Regions from separate parts of the Homo sapiens genome. Here region 2 is linked to region 1. Evidence: read pairs that join two places in POLR2A ChIA-PET (ENCODE). Cell type or tissue: OCI-LY7. All regions are shown on one strand.

Region 1 (8,000 bases):
TTGCATCGCAAGGGTGCAGAGGGAGGAGCCACAGCCTGAACCCCCAGATTTTATGACACCTGATCTATATGATAAGTTTTTTTTTTTTTTTAAATATTATGTTTTTTTAGACAGGGTCTCTGTCATCCAGGTTGGAGTGCAGTAGCGCAGTCATGGCTTACCGCAGCCTCGACCTCTCCAGGGGCTCACATGATTCTCCCATCTCGCCCTCCCTAGAAGCTGGGGGTACAGGTGCACACCACCATGCCCAGCTATTTTTTTTTTTTTTTGTATTTTTTATAGAGACAGGGTTTTGCCATGTTGCCCGGGCTGGTCTCAAATGCCTTGGCCTCCCAAAGTGCTGGGATTACAGGCATGAATCACCATGCCCAGCCTAAATGGCAGTGTTAACCACTTCGGGACTTTTTTTTTTTTTTTTTTTTGAGACCGAGTTTTGCTCTTGTTGCCCAGACTGGAATGCAGTGGCGTGATCTCGGCTTACCACAACCTCCGCCTCCTGGGTTCAAGTGATTCTCCTGCCTCAGCCTCCCGAGTAGCTGGGACTACAGACATATGTCACCACACTTGGCTAATTTTGTATTTTTAGTAGAGATGGGGGTTTCTCCATGTTGGTTAGGCTGGTCTTGAACTCCCGACCTCAGGTGATCTGCCCGCATCGGTCTCCCAAACTGCTGGGATTACAGGTGTGAGCCACAGTCCTTGGCCCACTTCGGGACTTTCTATTTGATCATTCCCATGGACAGGAGAGCGTACAGGGAGGATGGAACATGTTTAAGAAGTGCAAACAAATGTCTTTTTTTTTTTTTCAAGAGACAGGGTCTTGCTCTGTTGCCCAGGGTGGAGTGCAATGGCGTGATCACTGCAGCCTCAACCTCCTGGGCTGAACTGAGCCTCCTGACTCAGCCTCCCAAGTAGCTGGGACTACAGGCATATGCTACCATTCCCAGTTAATTTTGTTGTAGACGGGGTCTTGCTGTGTTGCCCAGGTTGCTCTCAAACTCCTGCACTCAAGTGATCCTCCCACTGCAGCCTCCCAAATTGCTGGGATTACAGGCATGAGCCACCATGCCCAATATCAAACTAATATTTCTTTTTTTTTTTTCCTTTTTGTGGAGAACAGCTTCTCACTATATTTTCCAGGCAGGTCTCTTAACTCCTGGGCTCAAGCTATCCTCCTGCCTCTGCCTCCCTAAGAGCTGGGATTACTGGTGTGAGCCACCACACCCGGCTCAAAACTAATATTTCTAAGATATATTCCCAGAGGTGTGGGGCTAAGTGGATTCCATGAACCCCAGGATACAAATGCAGGCTTCTCACTGGAGCCTATACCTCAGAGCCACGCTGGCTGGTCAATCACCACCACGCTCCATTGCCAGGCGGAAATATTTATTTGAAAAATTGAAAACACAGATGCAATGTATTATACAAAGAAAGGTCTTAATACCATAATAAAAGTATTGTTGGAGGGAAACAGAAGCCAGTGGCCACCTGCCCTGGGAAGGTAGGCACTCAGTGAAAAATGAAATTCATTTCAAGGAACTACCCTAATGGAAACCCAGGGGAAAGGTTAAAAACAGAAGAAAAACAAACCCAACCCTATCCCTGCAAACTGAAATGTGAAAGAGTCTGTTATAAGTTTGAGACAACTGCATTATCACCAAGATGTAACCGAACCCCCTCGGTTTGTCCCTATGAGTGGTAATCAGTTTCATTTAGGGCCTTCAAACCTGAGGTAGTTGAGGGTCACCTGAAAGACATGTCTGGAAAAATCTACTCTCAGAATCGAACCCAACAGCATTGAATTGTTTCCTGTTGCTTTGGCTCCTGACAACACCACGGTGTGGTGCTGATCTTGTATTTGGTCTGGACCTGGGAGAGGAAGGAATTTGGCAGCAAACAGCTGGCTGGTTTGCTGCGCCGATGGCTGGCAGGTCCGTGGTGGTGGTTTTCTATGCTACAGGTGGTGCAGTCTCTGGAGGACAAGGATGGCAGAGAGAGGGCAAAGCCAGTTTGCTTGGAAAGCCAATGTTGGAACTGGAGGCTTTCCCTGGCAGGATTTCCAGAGATTTGGAAAGGTGGTAGAAGGTAGCAAGATGCTGACCGGTTATTAAAGACCAGGGTCAAATGGAGCCAGGAGACCCCTCTAGACTAAGGAGCTAAGAGGGAACTTCCAGCTGCAAGCTGAGAACTAGCTCCTGCACAGGGTCGAGGGGCCAAAGCCAACTAATCTGACCGGAGCGACATGTACCTGTGATTCCCGTGTTACCTGGTGGCATAAACCTTGGTGTCTGACTTGGTAGCTGGGACAGTTCCAAGAAAAGTTGCTCTAGACAGTGGTTCTTCCAGCCACTGGGTTAGAGGGACCCGTATTCTGGTGGGATTTTAGGGGTACTGCTATGGACGGCTGCATCAGCAGACAATCTAAACTAGTCTCATTTAAACTCCTTGCTCAGATATAAAATAACCCTGCCAAGATGGCTCTTCTCTTCTATTTCTTTCTCTCTCTCTCTCTTTTTTTTTTTTGAGATGGAGTCTCACTCTGTGACCCAGGCTGGAGTGCAGTGGTGCGATCTTGGCTCACTACAACCTCTGTCCCCCGGGTTCAAGTGATTCTCCTGCCTCAGCCTCCCCAGTAGCTGGGATTATAGGCGCCTGCCACCATGCCCGGCTAATTTTTGTATTTTTAGTAGAGACGGGGTTTCACCATGTTGGCCAGGCTAGTCTTGAACTCCTGACCTCAGGTGATCCACCCGCCCCTGCCTCCCAAAGTGCTGGGATTAAACGTGTGAGACACCATGTCTGGCCTCTTTCTCTTATGTAAACAAACATCTTTTCTCTAGAGGTCTCAGGGCACTGTCTTACAAACTTAAGTAACAGATGCAGCTGTTTTTTAACTTCTTGTCGATCCTAAGCCATGATTTTGTTGCTGTCCCATCTTGTCATGACCCATTTACGCTCACCCGAGACTTGTCACTAGTGATGCTCAGTGACTCATTTAGAAGGCTTGCAGGTTCATTTTTAGCTTTAAGATGTGATTCCCGTTTTAATCCAAGGTGTGTCATTAAATAGCTCTTCATCTTCATTTTTAGAAGAGTCACAATAGGACAATTTGATTTTGTCTAGAGAATGGGGTAGCCATTCTAATCTGAGCTATTACGAAAGTAATTATGTGACATCTGACAGCTACTTCCTCATGTGACACTGAATTAGCCTCTGCTTCTGTTTAAGTGCTTTCTTAACCGTTATGACTCAGGCTAAGTCGATGAAGTTTTTAAACATTTCTGTGGCTTCTTTTTAGAGACAGGATCATTCAGATAATTTTTTGTTTGTTTTTAAAGAGATGGAGTCTCGCTCTGTCACTCAGGCTGGAGTGCAGTGGGAAATCATGGCTCATTGCAGCCTCAAACTCCTGGGCTGGGCTCTGACACAGAATCTTTTTTTTTTTGAGACAGGGTCTCACTCTGTCACCCAGGCCGGAGTGCACTGGCACAATCAGGGCTGACTGCAGCCTCGACTTCCCAAGCTCAAGCAATTCTCCCACCTTAGCTCCCCAACTAGCTGAGACTACAGGCATGCACCATCATGCCCGGCTAATTTTGTTTTTGAATTTTAGTAGAGATGAGGTCTTGCTATGATGCCCAGCCTGGTCTCAAACTCCTGAGCTCAAGCAATCATCCCGTCTTGGCCTCCCAAAGTTCTGGGATTACAGGCATGCGCCACTGTGCCCGGCTGGGCAGAGAATCTTAATTTGATCCATTACACTAGACTGTTTGCCCCATTTGTAATTTTTTTTTTTTTTTGAGACGGAGTTTTGCTCTTGTTGCCCAGGCTGGAGTACAATGGCGTGATCTCAGCTCACTGCAACCTCTGCCTCTGGGGTTCAGGTGATTCTCCTGTCTCAGCCTCCTGAGTAGCTGGGATTACGGGCACCCGTCACTACGCTCGGCTAATTTTTGGTATTTTTAGTAGAGATGGGGGTTTCACCATGTTGGACAGGCTGGTCTTGAACTCCTGACCTCAGGTGATCCTACCACCTCAGCCTCTCAAAGTGCTGGGATTACAGGCGTGAGCCACTGTGCCCGGCCACCCCTTGGTAATTGGGAACATATGAGTTAGAATGGCTGAGATCTAGAAGTGAGGACTAGCCACTTTTGGAAATGTTGACCCGCATCAAGAACACACCGATTGGTTTAGTTGCCACAACTGGGACAGGGAAGCCACGCACCATTCCTTCTGAGCCTTGAATCAAAAAAATACTAAGCAGAAAGCAGCATTCAACATTAAGACTGCCCAATTTCTAGTGCTGATACTTCCTTAGCCCAGTATGGAGGTCACACGTCTGAGTATGGTCATCCGAGGTCCTGGGAGAGAGTTTTTTGAATGTCCCACTTAGAAAATGCACAGAGAGGGAGTTGGGGAGGGGGGTGGGCTAGGGAGATGGGGGTTGGTTCACAGTGATCAAACAGAAGTCTCACAACCCGTCATGTAGCAAAACCTAGCAATATTCTGTTGGAGCAGATCCTGGGAAGTGCTTGATGGCTACCACCAATGAGTTGCTATAGATAAAGAAGGAAGACGCTGTTTTTCCAAGATCAGAAGGTCACTTAAATGCTGGGGTCCATCTAGAAGAGGAAAAGTGCTGTTGGGCTGCCCATCCCTGGCAAGCTGTTCATGTGCCCTCTGTCCTCATCCTGTCCACAGGGCAGCGAGAGCCTGGGGCATGTGGCTGAAAGGAGTTGGAGCCGCTGGCTCTGTCCTTTCTCATTTTCTCTGACCCAAGAGCTCCAAATGATCTCCTTGCTTTGGGATCCAAGTCAGTAACAGTCCAGCACCTTGGCCTTTCTTCTGATTCTTGAAGGCTGATGTAGCCGGGCAGAAAGATGAGCCTTGCTAGAGTCACACCTGAAGTTCTGATTGCTCCAAGCATCTCTTTGTAGGCTGTTGCTGCTTAAGGGAGGTTAGTAATAAATACTAAGGGTAGCAAACCAAGTATAGGGTTCTTCCCTGATGGGAGCAATTGCATCTGATCTTCCGGGTTTGTCAATTGCGTAGAAGGTGGAACGATCTTCCTATTCAAGAGGATGCCAAGGCAGACGTCTGCAGAAAGGAGTTGGGAATCACTCCCACACTCCGTCTCTGGGCCAAGGGAGACGGCCCGCTTGACAGAGACCATTCACGGACAGTTCATTCCGGCAGGGAAGTAGTGTTGTTGATCTCACCAGCTCCATTCAAGCATGTGATCAAGTTTTTGAGCCTCGTCACGGGAACTGGGCTGTGTGAACCCTCTTGTCCCTCTTTCTGTTGTCTTCTCCCTTGTAAAGGCGGACAGAGGCTTTCCGCCGGGATTCAGCTTTAGGAGGGAAAGGCACTCACTCTCCTTCTGCTTTTTGAGGAAAGCTGTCACTCAGCAGCTCCGCCTGACCCTGGAGCATGGACTGGGTGGGCCAGCACTTGGTCAGTGTGGAGGCGGAGATGGAGCACCGAGAGGCCTGGGCAGCACCATCGCTGGAGCTACCACAGTTGGGGGGCCCTGGAGACTCAGCCCCAGGGGTGTGCCCTTTGGGAGAGTTGGCTATGTGAGTGAAACTTAAAAAAAAAAACAAAACCAAAAAACCCAACCAACCACCATAAGAAGCAGTGGAAATCCATGGCACTGCCCAAAGAGGGGGAGAATGGCTTTGGCATTCACAGCCAGGACACTCCTGCCGTCCTTCTGACTGTGCAGATCTCAGGGTAGTGTCCTGGTTTGGAATCCATCAGCCCTCTGATGCTCACAAGTTTGTGCAAATGATGAAACTGAAAAGACTGAGAAGAAAACAGAAAAGAAAAGGCATAAGATCTTCCCTTTCCAAGCTGTCAACAAACAACAAGCAGCTCCTCTATTAAGGATACCCATTGTTGTGGGGGTCAAATAGTCAGCAGGACTGGATGTTGGTCCTCTCTGTTGAGTGGCCCTGCCCCCCACCACCCCTCTTCGTACCTAGGCTTGCTCATGGGCAGCACTGGCCAGCCTGGATGCTAACTAGGGAGGCGGGAAAAGAACAGAGATGACCATGGGTCCAAACAGAAAGGGTGTCGCTATGGAGGGAGTCTTTGGAAGTGTCATGCATGTCCTCGGCACTGGGTAATGGCAGTGGTGTGGCTGCCCCTGGGACTCCAAGGATTTGGCCTGTGGCTGGGGAAATAACACACACGAGATAGGTAACAAGGATTTACACTGACATATGGGGTGTTGGTTTGGCTCTATTCTTTTTCGGTTACCACTTCTTGCAGTGTAGGTGGAGATGCCTCTGTTCCTAAAAGACAATGATAATTTATGTTGCAAAGCACTCATGAATGCATTCATTCACTTAACCAACAAAACCTGCCACCATGGGGGCTCAAAAATACATTATAATTATAACCATGGTGTAATCACATAGTCCCCAAGTTTCGTGTCTAGGAATGACTAGGATCTGTCTATGGTTGGTGCCCAGAGTCAGTCAAGTCCACTAAGAGTGAACAGTCTTGGCTGTGATCAAGTTGACTGCTTTCGACATGCAGACAACAACATATAGACTCGAGGTGATGGATGGCAAGTCTCTGGGCTGGCAGCCTGAATGTGACTCCATGCCACTCCATTTCTCAGCACCTGATCCCTTCTTTTTTTTTTTTTTTTTTTTTTGAGATGGAGTCTCGCTCTGTTGCCCAGGCTGGAGTGCAGTGGCGCGATCTCGGCTCACTGCAAGCTCCGCCTCCCGGGTTCACGCCATTCTCCTGCCTCAGCCTCCTGAGTAGCTGGGACTACAGGCGCCCACCACCACGCCAGGCTAATTTTTTGTATTTTTAGTAGAGACGGGGTTTCACCGTGTTAGCCAGGATGGTCTCGATCTCCTGACCTCGTGATCCGCCCGCCTCGGCCTCCCAAAGTGCTGGGATTATAGGCGTGAGCCACCACGCCCGGCCTAGCACCTGATCCCTTCTGTCTTTTGGCAATTGTTGCCCTTCACTGGCTCTAGATAGACAGAACCTTGTAATTCACTTGTCCCTGTCTGCCAGATCTCGACTGACCACTATTTATTCATTTTTCAACTCTCTGCTGGCCAGAAACTAAATTCCCAGGGAGTTGGCAAGGCTAGCTGGGCCTGGGAGGGAATGGCAGTGAGTGAGTTATGATCAATGTTTAGGTCTTAAAAGGTGACAACAAAAGCTTTCAAATCACCATAACTTCACCCAAAGTTAGGCTTAAAGGTTATTTACAACGGAAGAGAAAACAGGTTCCATGAGGAGAGAAGAGAAGGAAGAAGCCACCGATCTGGTGGGTTCCTTGTTCTGTTCCATTCTAGGGGAAGGCCCTGGCCACACAGCTTCCCCTCCCTGCTGCGGGTTAGTGCCCATCCTTGGAGTCAGCTTACCTTCTTCCCAGCCCTCAGCAACACCAGCAAGCTCGTAGTGCTTTTTCCGAAGCTCTCCCAGTTTTTGACGCTCCTTCTGCAATTCATTTTCTAGCTCTAGCACCCTAACCTGTAAGGGAAATTAAGTGGGATTTTCTCTTAATCATCTCTCAGAGATTTAATTTTTATTTATTTTTTTATAGAGATGGGGTCTTGTTCTGCTGCCCAGGCTGGTAGTGAACTCCTGGCCTCAAGAGATCCTCCTGTCTTGGCCTCCCAAAGTGCTGAGATTACAGGCATGAAACACCATGCCCAGCCTACATCTATCTTATTTTGATTACTCCCTTTCTGCTGCATTGTGAATTCCTCTTCTTCCATATTATTCACCGTTTCCATACTTTATCTGGCCCTCAATTTCAATTCTCTTCTTTGCTCTAATTTTTCCATTCTCCCATTCATTTATCTATCCCAGTAGCTCTTATGCTTTACTCACTGTGATCTTCTACTGGAAGTGAATGATGCTTTACAAATGCCTAAATGGTAGGTGGGCTTATCTTCTGTTCCTCTGAGAAATCACTATCTAAAAACAACTCTAATGTTTAGCCTAACTGTATGGTGAGTACCAAT
Region 2 (8,000 bases), 130 kb after region 1:
TCACTTGAGCCCAGGAGTTCAAGACTAGCCCGGGCAACATGGCAAAATCCCGTCTCTACCAAAAATGCAAAAATTAGGTGGTGTGGGGATGCCCTCCTATAGTCCCAGCTACTCAGGAGGTTGAGAAGGGAGGATCACTTGAGCCTGGGAGGTCAAGGCTGCAGTGAGCCATCTTTGCATCACTGCACTCCAGCCTAGGTGACAAAATGAGACCCTGTTAAAAAAAAAAAAAAAGGCCAGGTACAATGGCTCAGGTCTGTAATCCCAGTACTTCGGGAAGCCAAGGCAGTCGGATCACCTGAGGTCAGGAGCTTGAGACCAGCCTGGCCAACATGGTGAAACCCCGTCTCTACTAAAAATACAAAAATTAGCCGGGCGTGGTGGCGCACACCTGTAATCCCAGCTACTGAGGAGGCTGAGGCAGGAGAATCACTTGAACCCAGGAGGCGGAGGTTGCAGTGAGCCGAGATCATGCCGCTGCACTCCAGCCTGGGCAACAGAGCGAGACTCCATCTCAAAAAAAAAAAAAAAAAAAAAGGGAGGGACAACAAGTAGAAGATAAGGGCAGTGAGGGGCCCTGAAAGAAGGGGGAGTGGGTCCAGTCCTGCCGAGATCCCCAAGGATGCGAAGCAGGGAATGGGGAGCAAAAGGTGCTACAAGTGCTGTTAGGTCCTGATGTCATCTTGGGGGCAGCTACAGCAGAGTAACGCAGGCCTAAGTCCAAATGTGTGCCTTGGAGCCACTGGGGGAGGATGGGCAGTGGGAGGTGGTGAGAGGGATTTCTCTTTGGGAAAGGCTGGTGGTGAAGGGCAGGGAGTCACAGGAAGTTCCCCAAGAGTGTGGAAAAATCCAGAGGAGGCAATCAGGCTTTTAAGGATGGAGAAGATTTGCATATGGTGGGAGGCAGAAGGAACGGAGTGAAGAGGAAGCGCAATGGGAGAGAGATGGATGAGTGGACAGGGTCTCTGAGGAGGGGTGGACTGGAGAGTGGGTGCGTGAGTGAGCCACAAGGGGTGAAGGTGGAGGGGAGGGAGGAGGGGAAGGAGGGGGCGTAGCTGGCGATGTCATGGGGGATGAAATCAGAGATGATGAGGAGGCTCACACTGGAGGGTCTCCACTATTTTTGTTTGTTTGTTTGTTTGTTTGAGACAGGTTCTTGTTCTGTCACCCAGGATGGACCACAGTGGTGCGATCACAGCACATGGCAGCCTGGAACTCCTGGGCTCCAGTAACCCTCCCACCCCAGCCTCCCGAGTAGCTGGGAGTACAGACCTGCACCACCACGCCCAGCTATTTTATTTGGTAAAGATGAGGTCTTGCTATGTTGTCCTAGCTGGTCTCAAACTCCTGGTCTCAAGCAATCCTCCTACCTGGGACTCCCCCAGTGCTCAGACTACAAGTGTGAGCCACCATGCCTGGCTGGAAAGAGGCTTTTATTTATTTTATTTTATTAACTAATTTATTTTTGAGACAGCGTCTCGCTCTGTCGCCCAGGCTGGAGTGCAGTTGCGTGATCTCAGCTCACTGCAACCTCCCTCTCCCAGGTTCAAGTGACTCTCCTGCCTCAACTTCCCTAGAAGCTGGGATTACAGGCACACACTACCATGCCTGGCTAATTTCTGTATTTTTAGTAGAGACGGGATTTCACCATGTTGGTCAGTCTTGTCTCGAACTCCTGACCTCAAATGATCCATCCTCCTCAGCCTCCTGGAGTGAGCCACGGTGCCTGGCCTGGAAAGAGGTTTTTAAAGGTTAGAGGACACGAGGGCCTGTTTTTAAGCTGAGAGGAGGAATAATTATTGAAGATATGAAAGAGAATGGGGACAGGGACAGAGCAAGTTCTCAGAGGACACCAGCACAGGTGGCTAAGATCCGAGCTGCTTCCTGCAGCGTCACCACACCGGCGACCCATGCTGAGGCTTCCTCAATGAAAATCCCCACCTTTTTTCTACATGAACTGCTGCAAGCCACAGTTGCCCATCTGATATTTGCATGCCTGTGAGTTTCAGATGTAACTACAAGAATTTACACTTATCCTAATTACGTTTCATAAACTGTCTTTATGATCATCTGTTCTGGTACAACGACCAAGAAAACATTCAGTGGGTGGTTTGGCAAGTTCTGTTTTGAATCAGCTGTGCACCAGGTGTGTGCCAGGCCAGTAGGAAGATCCCGGACAGCGTCTTTGCTCTCCAGATGTCTGTAGTGTAAGTGGGAAGGAAAACTCAAAGACAGATCATTTAAACAAATATAATGTCCAGACCAGGAGGGGTGGCGTACACCTATAGTCCCAGCTACTCAGGAGGCTGAGGTGGGAGGATCGCTGGAACCTAGGCAGTCAAGGCTGCAGTGAGCTATGATTGCACCACTGCACTCCAGCCTGGGTGACAGAGTGTGTCATCCTGGCGGCACTGCTCCTACCCCTACAGCAGGCGAGGCGGACTGATGTAGGAGGCAGATGGTCAATTCAGGGTGTTTGCCAGGGGACAGGAGCAGATCTGAGTTTTTGATGCATCACTGACCTCTGTGCAGGGACAGCTCTGAGGATGGCCAGGGTGGAGACTGGGATCAGTGAAGAGGGTACTGCCAGTTCTGGGTGTACTAGATGAGTCCTGACCATGAGCAGTGAAAATAGGAAAGAGATGAGAGAACAGAGCCGCCAGGGAGTATTTAGGAGGTAAAACCCAGCAGGAGACGGGAATGGAAGGGAGTGGGAGGGGAGTGGAGTAGTGAGTGATAATTTGACTTCTAGTTTTCTGACTCAGCTAATCAGTAGAGCAACGGTCCTGCTAAGGCAAGATTACAGGGGATCAGAACACAGGGAGGTGTCAGCCTCTAGCAGGGGAACAGCTACCTTCCATTATTTTATGTATGTGTGTATATATATATATACACATATATGTGTATATATATATACACATATATGTGTATATATATACACATATATGTGTATATATATACACATATATGTGTATATATATACACATATATGTGTATATACACATATATGTGTATATACACACACATATACACACATATGTGCATACATACATGTATGCATATATGCACACACATGTGTGTACATACATACATGTATGTGTGTATATTTACATACATATATGTACATACATATATACACACATATACATATGTATATATACATATATTGTGTGTGTATACATACACATACTATATACACACATATATGTATACATACATATATACACACATATATGTATGTATATATGTATGTATATGTATACATACACATGCATATATATGTGTGTATGTATACGTATACATACATATATACACATACATATGTGTATGTATACGTATACATACATATATACACATACATATGTGTGTGTATACATATACATACATATATACACATACATATGTGTGTGTGTATACGTATACACACATATATACACATACATATATATGTATGTGTATGTATACGTATACATACATATATACACATACATATATATGTATGTGTATGTATACGTATACATACATATATATATGTATAGGGAGAGAGAGAGAGAGAGAGAGACAGGCAGACGGACAGACAAAGTCTTGCTCCATTGCTCCATTGCCCAGGCTGGAGTGCAGTAGTACAATCTCGGCTCACTGCAACCTCTGCCTCCCAGGTTCAAGCAATTCTCATGCCTCAGCTTCCTGAGTAGCTGGGATTACAAGCATGCACCACCACGTCCGACTAATTTTTGTATTTTTAGTAGGGTTGGGATTTCACCATATTGGCCAGGCTGGTCTTGAACTCCTGGCCTCAAGTGATCTGCCTGCCTTGGCCTCCCAAAGTGCTGGGATTACGGGCGTGAGCCATCATGCCCAGTCCAGATACTTTCCATTTCAACAGAGGGAAAGAAGAGACTAATTTGGGCTCAAATACACTGAGATGTCTGGTTGGCTGGGTTTGGTGGTTCGCACCTGTAATCCTAGCTCTTTGGGAGGCCAAGGTGTTCGAAACCAGCCTGGGAAATATAGTGAATATAGTGAGACCCTGTTTCTACAAAAAAAATTTAAAAATTAGAAAGGCATGGAGGTGCACACATATAGTCCCAGCTAGTCAGGGGGTTGAGGGAGGAGGATTGTTTGAGGCCAGGAGTTGGAGGCTACAGTGAGCTATGATCAAGCCACTGCACTCCAGCCTGGGTGACAGAGCAAGACCCTATCTCTATAAAAAAATAAGAACAATTAAAACAAAATAAAGGTCTGGCTGCAGGAAGCAGAGGGCATTTCCATCTGATAAATTTGATTTTCTGTGTGAAATTAGGAGGGATGGAGTTGTAGCTTGGAGGGGCAGGAAGGTTTGAGGTAGTATCTGTGGAGAGAACCACGTGGGGCACAAAAGGGCCACTGAGCAGTGTTGAAGGTCCAGTGGGATGTGGAGGCCATCCTGTCTTGTGGCTTTGCTAATGGTATCTTTTCTCATACTAAAGCTTCTCATTTTTCCGTAGTCATTTTTTTTTTTTTGAGACAGTCTCGCTCTGTCGCTCAGGCTGGAGTGCAGTGGTGTGATCTCAGCTTACTGCAACCTCCACCTCCTGGATTCAAGTGATTCTCCTGCCTCAGCCTCCCCAGTAGCTGGGATTGCAGGCATGCCATCACCATGCCTGGCTAATTTTTGTATTTTCAGTAGAGACGGGGTTTTGCTATGTTGGCCAGGCTGGTCTCGAACTCCTGGACTCAAGTGATCCGCCTGCTTCGGCCTCCCAAAGTGCTGGGATTACAGGCATGAGCCACTGCTCCTGGCCTTTCCATAGTCAAATTTATCAACTTTTCCATTATAGCTTGTAGGTTTGTGGTATGCTTTAGGAAGCCTTCCTTTTATATGGCAATGTGAAAAAAACCAACAAAACAAAACAACTGGGCAGGCCTGTATGTATGGACTGAAACAATATCCAAGATCTATGTTACTCAGCGAAATACCACTGCAGACCCACACAGACGATATGCTTGCAGTTGCACAGAGGTGGCTGCCTCTGCAGAGAAGGACCAGAGGCTGGGGGATGTGGGATGAACTGGTCACCCTCTTGTATGGTAGATTTTTTTTTAATCATGCTTTATTAATTAATTAATTAATTAATTTTATTTTTTTTTGAGATGGAGTCTCCCTCTGTTGCCCAGGCCGGAGTGCAGTGGCGTGATCTCGGCTCATTGCAACCTCTTCCTCCTGGGTTCAAGCGATTCTCCTGCCTCAGCCTCCCAAGTAGCTGGGATTACAGGTGCATCATCACCATGCCCGGCTAATTTTTGTACATTCAGTAGAGACAGGGTTTCGCCATGTTGGCCAGGCTGGTCTCAAACTACTGACCTCAGATGATCCACCCACCTCGGCCTCCCAAAGTGCTGGGATTACAGGCGTGAGCCACCGTGCCAGGCCCATGCATTATATATTTAAAAAATAGATACAATCAATAAAAGAAAATTACAAAGAAAGACAAAGGACAAGAAGGCTGTGGGTCAATAGCGACACCGATATTCTCCACTGCGTGGTCTTCTACAGCAGCATTCAGGAAACTGGGCATGGTGGACCCAAGGTTAGATAGAGCGGGTGTTACTGAAGTCACAGGGCAAGGGAGATGCGAGAAGGATGGAAGGCAAGGACGCTGCTTGTCCAATGGGAGAAAGTACGGATGTGTTTCAGACACGGAACAGTTCCCGACCCCAAGAACGCAGATCACCTGGGACCAGAGGAAAGAAACTAAGGTGCTAAAAGGTTAAATAATTTACAAGGGCACACACACCTACCAGAGCGTTTTGTTCTGGCTCCAGGGCCTAATTAACCTTCACCGTTATGCGACGCTCCATTTCACAAAATCATACTAAGCAAAAAAGCAGGACACGAAACCATTTATATAGTATGAGCACAGTTTTACGAAAAGGGTTATAAATATATATATGTATATATGTGTATATATATTTATAGGTGGTGTATGTATAGGCAGACACTGGAAAGAAATATGCTCAAATGTTAAGAGTGGTTATGAGTGGTGATTTTTAAAACTGTTTTTCTAGACTTTCTAAAATTAACATTAACATAATTAACAGGAAAAAAATGTTATTTAAAATAGCCACTGGGATGGGCAAGAATCAAAGACATTCTATAAAAATAGACTTTCTGGGAAAAGGTACCCTGGCAACATACCCTGAGAATTTGAATAAATAAAAAGTACTTTACTTGATTCATGGAGTGATAATGGAAAGAACATGAGATTTAGAAGACCTGGATTCAGGCTTCTTAGAAAAGTGTTAACTCACTAAGCCTCCATTTCCTTATATAAATATAGGCATGAAAATAGCAAAACTTGTTTCACAAGGCTGTTGTTGTAGAGACCAAGACAGATATTTCAAATGAAAAAATTCTATAAACCAAACTGTGTTAGTTTAATATTATTTATTCATTTATTGAAAATGGAGGCAGGGTCTCCCTCTGTCACCCAGGCTGGAGGGCACTGGTTCAATCATAGCTCACTGCAGTCTTGAGCTCCTGGGCTCAGGTGATCCTCCCATCTCAGCCTCCCAAGTAGCTGAGGCTACACGCGTGTGCCATCACGCCTGGCTAATTAAAAATTTTGTGAGTGTGTAGAGACAAGGTCTCACTATGTTGCCCAGATTGGTCTCAAACTCCTGGCCTCAAGGAATCCTCCCACCTCGGCCTCACAAAGTGCTGGGATTACAGGCATGAGCCACTGCACCCGGCAGTTTGATGCTATTAATTCTACCTTTTACTTATTTATTAATGCATTGGCATATGCCCAATTCAAAATGCTACTGTGATTGTAAGACGCAATGCCAATTCTAGATTAATCAGTGACTTTGATTTTATAAAACAGACATCTGCAAATTCCAAATCAGGAGATGGTTTGTATTACTGAGCCATGTAATTATGATGAATATCTCAAGCCCCTGTATTTCAACTCAAAAATTATTGTCAGGTACACTTCAAGGTGACACCATCCCTGGATTTCCTGTTCCAGGGCTCCACGATTTTCCTAGAAGCCAAGGCCATGACCTTTGCTAACTCGCAGCTATTTGAAGCTTTCAAGCCTGTGCCCATAATGGCTCATAAACCCTTTTTGGCACCAAACCAAAAGTCAGATCAGTTTTCCAAAATGCCTTCCCCTGAACTCATATTCCCTCTTGCCTCAGTGGCGAGGGTCGGGGAGTGTCCCTCCTCCTGTTGAGAACAGCCTCTCTATAGGATTCCTGCACTCAGGACTTCCCAACTTTTGTTTTGTATTGTTTTGTTTTTGAGACAGAGTTTCACTCTTGTCGCCCAGGCTGGAGTGCAATGGTGCCATCTCAGCTCACTGCAACCTCTGCCTCCCAGGTTCAAGTGATTCTCCTGCTTCAGCCTCCCGAGTAGCTGGGTTTACAGGTGGCCGCCAGCACACCGGGCTAATTTTTGTATTGTTAGTAGAGACAGGGTTTCACCATGTTGGCCAGGCTGGTCTCGAACTCCTGATCTCAGGTGATCCACCCACCTTGGCCTCCCAAAGTGCTGGGATTACAGGCATGAGCCACCACCCCTGGCCGGGACTTCCCAACTTTTCAAGCCATCATGCCCTTGGGCCAACCTCCTGGCCAATGATAGCACCATCAGCTCACCGCTGGACCAACTGCAGCATCTGCAACATCCTCCCAGTTTTCACTCTTGGACACCTGTAGCCTATCTCTATATGCAATCAGAATAATACATTTTTTTAAAACTGAGATATAACTCAGACACCATAGAATTCACCATTTTTAAAAAGGGTATAGTTCAGTGATTTTTAATGTATTTTCAAGGTTATATAATCATCATCACCAATTCCAGGACATTTTCATCACCCCAAAAAGAAAACCTGGCTGGGCGCGGTGGCTCACGCCTGTAATCCCAGCACTTTGGGAGGCCGAGGCGGGCAGATCACTTGAAGTCAGGAGTTGGAGACCAGCCTGGCCAACACGGCGAAACCTCGTTTCTACTT

What was found. ChIA-PET counts read pairs that join two places held together with the same protein. Peaks named below come from ENCODE experiments on the same cell type or tissue, not always from the same donor. Only the 100,000 strongest peaks of a DNase experiment are listed, where the experiment ranks them.
Region 2: POLR2A ChIA-PET joins it to region 1 with 5 read pairs; 2 of 35 experiments call an interaction of 5 or more read pairs at or near these places.

Annotation. Positions count from the first base shown.
Region 1 is chr7:75,531,929-75,539,928 of GRCh38, forward strand. HIP1 (huntingtin interacting protein 1) reads right to left here. Exons shown (of 31, transcript NM_005338.7): 30 at 7,395-7,503; 31 at 1,370-6,296. The coding sequence ends at 6,244. Among named protein-coding and RNA genes, the nearest start is that of SPDYE5, 44 kb to the left of the region's middle. RefSeq lists an enhancer at 3,283-3,532. In OCI-LY7, no CTCF peak of the experiment used is centred here; no DNase peak of the experiment used is centred here.
Region 2 is chr7:75,661,057-75,669,056 of GRCh38, forward strand. All of the region lies in intron 1 of HIP1 (huntingtin interacting protein 1), which reads right to left. Among named protein-coding and RNA genes, the nearest start is that of HIP1, 74 kb to the right of the region's middle. In OCI-LY7, no CTCF peak of the experiment used is centred here; a DNase peak (open chromatin) is centred at 1,935; H3K4me3 peaks cover 2,218 bases; H3K27ac peaks cover 3,146 bases.